Linked DNA regions of Homo sapiens: region 2 is linked to region 1. Evidence: chromatin loops called from intact Hi-C (ENCODE). Cell type or tissue: CD4-positive, alpha-beta T cell. All regions are shown on one strand. Each heading gives the region's core, and the rest is flanking DNA. Links, peaks and the distances in the headings are about the cores only.

Region 1 (2,920 bases), core at 205-2,704:
TTATTTATTTAAAGCTGAGTGCCTCTCTTGTCCCACATTCTAGAAAGTGCTAGGGATAGAAGACATTCTCCCTGCTTCCCACTTCGTATCCACTTGATTTGGTGCTTCAGTGAAAGAAAAGCCAAGCAAACCTTTCCTTGATTCCAACCCTGAGGTGCCTTCAGCCTCAGGTTTGTTTCCCCCGCAGAGCAGCCAGGTAACTGCAAACAGCCCTGGTGTTTTGGGGTGCTCATCACAAGCAGGAGAAATCCTCTGCCTGGAAATTACTTTAATTTGCAGTTGACAAAAAGGTAAATTGCTGGCATTTTTTGCTTGGAGCCTGGAATGTAACCTTGCATGGCTGCCCCAGACATTCCAGGTGGCAGCTTCCATTAGCCAGCCCAGATTTCTAGCTTAAAGGAGGGGGAGAAAAAGAACTTCAGTAATTTTGCAAGGGCAAACCCCTCAATCATTATTTAATTCTGCCAATTTCTTTCCTTCTTTCTTTTCTTTTCCTTTCTTTTTCTTTCTTTCCTTCTTTCCTTCTTCCTTTCTTTCCTTTCTTTCTTTCTCTTTCTTTCTTTCTCTCTCTCTTTCTTTTTTTTTCTCTCTCTCTTTCTTTCTTCTTCCTTTTTTTTTTTTTTTTTTTTGAGGCAATCTTGATCTGTTGCCCAGACTGGAGTGCAGTGGTGCGATCTCAGCTCACTGCAAACTCTGCCTCCCGGGTTCAAGCGATTCTCCTGCCTCAGCCTCCTGAGTAGCTGGGATTACAGGTGTGCGCCACCACGCCCAGCTAATTTTTGTATTTTTAGTAGAGACGGGGTTTCACCATGTTGGTCAGGCTGGTCTCGAACTCCTGACCTCGTGATCTGCCTGCCTTGGCCTCCCAAAGTGCTGGGATTACAGGCGTGCACCACCATGCCTGGCTAATTTTTGTATTTTTAGTAGATACGTGGTTTCACCAGGTTGGTCAGGCTGGTCTTGAACTCCTGACCTCGTGATCTGCCTGCCTCGGCCTCCCAAAGTGTTGGGATTACAGGCGTGAGACACCGCGCCTGGCCAATTCTACCAATTTCTATTCCTTCAAGTTCCCTGCCACTCCTGTCCGTATGTACAGCAGAGCCAATATGGACATCCCGTCACAAGGTCTGTTTTCCTTTGCTTAACCTTCAATCCTGTATTATGACAGTCTGCAGGCTTGTAATTTTTCGTTGCATGAGAGACTCCTTCCTGTGATCTACCACTGTTTGATTTGCGACTCGCTATGGGTCATGAGAGCAGGCCCTTCTGTTTTATTCCTTTGCAGGATAACTGGGATGCGGTAGGCTTTTAGTACATAATTGTTGAAGGAATGAAGGGGCGAATGAATGCGTGAGTTCCAGCGTTTCCCAAGGCCAGAGCGTTTTTGTCTGTCTAGTCATAGATTTCCATAGCATTCCAGAAGGAAGGGCATCGTTTAGATGCGGTGCTGGTCGCCTTCCACTTAAAATATGTCCCAGAGATGCCTGTCTGGGGTGGGGTTCCATGGAATGCAGACTGAATGGAATGCCTTTTAGGCCCGGTGAGAACCTGAGGCCACTGCTGCCATCTTGTGGACAGTATTTGAAACACAGGAGACGTGATGGCCGTTTCTCCCAAAGAAACCTTGGCTGATTCTATTACATGATGAAATATTCTCCTTAGCAGTGCATTAGGCCATGTTACCAGACCCATCCTTAACCTATTTGTATTCCTCTGTTGAAATAATAATAATATAATAACAACAACAACAATAACTCCCATTTGCTGAGTTTTAGGCACTGTGCTAGTAAGAGAACCAGGATTTGACCTCATCCCATCCACTCTGGACCCAACTTTTGGCCATTTCCCCACACTCTTTCGTTTTTTGAGTTCTTTCTCTTCTTTCCCTTCCAACTCTCTACTGTGATTATGTATCAGTCCCTGTAGTCACATCTTGTCTCAATGATTTGCTTATGTGTTTGCCTTTCCAACAAGACAGTGACCACCTTGATGACTGGTCAGAGCTGTTGAGTACAGGGATTTCATTGACCTCTGTGCACCAACTATGCACCAGGCCCTGTGCTAGATTAGGAGTGTGTGAACACACGTCAAACTGGACTGTAGGCCTTCCCAGTGTACGTGTGCAGGGTGTGTATAAAGCCATGGGAGAGACGTGGAGTGTGTTTCTGGAATATATTATAATTGAAGATGGACAAAGGCAGTGGTGGAGAGATTGGTAATTTAATTAGTTATTTACAACCTCGTTTTTATATAAACCGGCCTCCCCAGCACTGCTCAGGTGAACCTTAACCATTATTATTATTTTTTTGAGACAGAGTTTCGCTCTTGTTACCCAAGCTGGACTGCAATGGCGCAATCTCAGCTCACTACAATCTCCACATCCCGGGTTCAAGCGATTCTCCTGCCTCAGCCTCCTGAGATCACAGGCGTGCACCACCATGCCTCGCTAAGTTTTGTATTTTTTAGTGGGAATGGGGTTTCACCATGTTAACCAGGCTGGTCTGGAACTCCTGACCTCAGATGATCTGCTCGCCTCGGCCTCCCAAAGTGCTGGGATTATAGGCGTGAGCCACCGCGCCCAGCCAACCATTATTGAATTTATATGTACAGACATTTCTTTGCTACTTACCCTGGAGCACTTGACACAGAGTTGCTTGAATGTGAAGCAATTTATTTGCAGCTGGGGATGTAAAGGGTGGAGGAGAAATAGCCTCTCTCTTTGAGACTCTCTGGAATGGAAGGGAACACAAAGTGAATATCACATATGCCATATAGCCTCTATTTTAAGTTGGACTGCCCCCAACGTATCCTCTGTGTTGGATGAAGAAAACACAGGCAGTTTTCATTTGAGGCAGTACTAGACAGAATCAAAGCTGATTAAAGTAAAAAGATTGTGAAATGGAATGCAAGAATTAGAATA
Region 2 (2,920 bases), core at 305-2,804, 320 kb before region 1:
GTACCCAGCAAGATAATCTTTTAGAGAGATTTCTAGAACTTTATGATACTTCAGTTCTTGTAATTCCTACAAGCTTTTCATGGCTTTTAACTTTTGATTTCTTAGTTCATTATGGAGCAGATCTTGAGCTTTGTTTTACCCAGAGTATTGATCAAATGGTAATCTGTGATTTGCATGCGTATAAGGCACAATACATATCCTAAAGCCTAATACTCTTTTTTAAAAAAAAAAAAATCACAGTAATATATAATGAAAAAACCTGATGAAAAGTAACCAGGTGAATTAGTGCTTTTTGCTAATTTAATGAGATGCTTAGCACACAAATCCCTCTTTTATTTTTTGGTTGATTTTTAAGTACTAAATGTAAAGAAAATAATAAAACAAGAATATAAAGAATAAAACAACTTCTTTTGATTGCCACATTAACATCTAAAATAAATAATGGAAATTATATATATATTTTTAAAAAATTATAATTTATTGGCTTCTCTGGCCATTTTATTATACCTTTTCCTTCATTATAACTAAATACTATTAATAAATTATATTGGTTAGTCTTATTTGCTTTTTCCCTTCTGCATTAGTAGTGACATTGGATAATGAGTTGGATGCTATATGCAGTGTAACTAACATTAGAAATGTTTAGGTCAAGATAATGGATTATTGGAATTTTGTTTATTAGAGCAGGAAGAAGTTAACTAGGGAGGACACCTTTATGGTGATAGCTCTAACTTTATCTATTGCCTACATATTTGAAGCCCATAAAAATATACATGTATTTCCCTTGCTTTAAATGAGCAAAATTAAATGTAACTTTTTTCTTAAATATTGAATAAATGTTTCTATTATAAGATAGTTGTATTAATCAGGGTTATTAACAGAAAATTGACAGGAACTGATAGAAAAAGCAACTCAAACTTTCTTAAACAATAAAGGAAAAATTATTGGCCAGTGACACTGAGATGTCCAAAGATAGGGCACTGCTGCTCAGTAGATGTCACCATGGATCCAGAGTCTCTCCATCTTTTAACTCTGCTTTATGCAATTTTGGCCTCATCGTCAGACTACTTATAGTGGCCCAGCAGTTCCCAGCAGCTCTAGGCTGTCTCAGTCTGGTAGCAAAATGACTGCCTGCTCACAGTCCCAAACCTCACATCGTCATGTCCTGTCATCTAAAGGAAGAGAAACTGTCTCCCTCCACCAGCTGCTGTATAATTTTTTTGTAAGAGGATGGGACTGGTAATTGACTTAAACTTAGCAAGACCCAACCTTGGAGCTAGGTATCAGTTCAGTCTTACCCAAATGAGATAGCTGTGAATGGGGGCAGGGTGATTTTCCAAAATGTATTTAGGAATTATTCCAAGAGGGGGAATGGACAATAGACAGTAAATCGTATATGTTTACTAAAATCTTTAGCTATTACTACTTAGCTTTTATTCAAAACACACATGTTTATGCTCCAGGAGGTCTAGGTGGAATTTGTGCATGTATATGTTTTAAAAAGTTCCTCAGGTGGGTTCTGTTGCACACCTATGGTTGGGAACCACAGATAGTATATTTAATTCTTACACATTGAAATTTTTTTTAAAAGTTCTCAAATTATGCTAGATACATTTCTGCCTCCAGAGGGCACTATTTCCTTAACAAACAAAGGAAGAATTACTTTGTTTATAAACTGAATCCTTACATTTTATTTAAGAGTTAGCTGATATGCTGACTAGAATGTCAAGAGTTGATAATGCTCTTGACCTCCTGGTAAGGTCATAAGATTGAGAATATTCTGGGTTCAACTGTAGAACTCCCGAAGAAGTTCTAACTAATTTCCTTAGCAATTACTAAATCGTTAGTAATCATTAGTAATCATCTCTTAGGAATGTCTTACCAAATAATTTAGTGTATTCCTATGTATAACTACAGGAAAAGTTACATTGAAAGCCTTTTCTATCTTTTCTTTCTATCCTTGCTCCCATTTCTTTAAAAAGAAAATATAGTGAGCCAGTTCATGCAGCTATAAAGATCAGACACATATGTTTTCTAATGATTATATTTGTCTGGATTATAAAATAAGCAGAATTCTTAGTCCTTAGAAAAGTCCTTTCAACTGTTGACTTTAATCATATTCCTGCTCGGGAGTGCTGTCTGAAATTTTTCTTTGACACAGTACAGCCCGTGATTCCCTGACATAGATTTATTTGCTTCCTATTATAGCCCGTGGAAAGCATTAATAAACCTTAAAAAATATTAGGTACCCTTCCCCGAAAGTTTTTTAACATCTTGAGAAAAGGTTATTTTAACTTAGATATTTTATGGGAAAAGTGGAACCTGCTTGTGGTGTCACCTCAGAAAAACAGACTTATCAACAAAGTTCTAGTGACAATAACAAAAAGCAATAAATAAATTTTTATGTTTTCCCTTTTATTTTTGCTTAGTTCCTTTTAGAAAGTGGTGTTTTCTGAACCACTTTTTCCCTAAACGTGGTCTAGAAAGCATGTAATTATAATTATTATTATTATTATTATTATTATTATACTTTTAGGGTACATGTGCACAATGTGCAGGTTAGTTACATATGTATACATGTGCCATGCTGGTGTGCTGCACCCATTAACTCGTCATTTAGCATTAGGTATATCTCCTAATGCTATCCCTCCCCCCTCCCCCCACCCCACATCAGTCCCCAGAGTGTGATGTTCCCCTTCCTGTGTCCATGTGTTCTCATTGTTCAATTCCCATCTATGAGTGAGAATATGCAGTGTTTGGTTTTTTGGTCCTTGCGATAGTTTACTGAGAATGATGATTTCCACTTTCATCCATGTCCCTACAAAGGACATGAACTCATCATTTTTTATGGCTGCATAGTATTCCATGATGTATATGTGCCACATTTTCTTAATCCAGTCTATCATTGTTGGACATTTGG

What was found. Peaks named below come from ENCODE experiments on the same cell type or tissue, not always from the same donor. Only the 100,000 strongest peaks of a DNase experiment are listed, where the experiment ranks them.
Region 2: it touches region 1 in a loop (4-fold over the local background); 6 of 110 quality-filtered maps call a loop at or near these places.

The regions. Positions count from the first base shown.
Region 1 is chr10:93,287,665-93,290,584 of GRCh38, forward strand. No RefSeq gene overlaps it. Among named protein-coding and RNA genes, the nearest start is that of MYOF, 190 kb to the right of the region's middle. RefSeq lists enhancers at 826-1,599, 1,155-2,354, 1,909-2,409, 2,410-2,910. In CD4-positive, alpha-beta T cell, for the core only: CTCF peaks have their summits at 1,553 (motif pointing left) and 1,752; a DNase peak (open chromatin) is centred at 1,567.
Region 2 is chr10:92,963,783-92,966,702 of GRCh38, forward strand. All of the region lies in intron 17 of EXOC6 (exocyst complex component 6), which reads left to right. Among named protein-coding and RNA genes, the nearest start is that of CYP26C1, 96 kb to the right of the region's middle. In CD4-positive, alpha-beta T cell, for the core only: CTCF peaks have their summits at 1,621 (motif pointing right) and 1,832; a DNase peak (open chromatin) is centred at 1,629.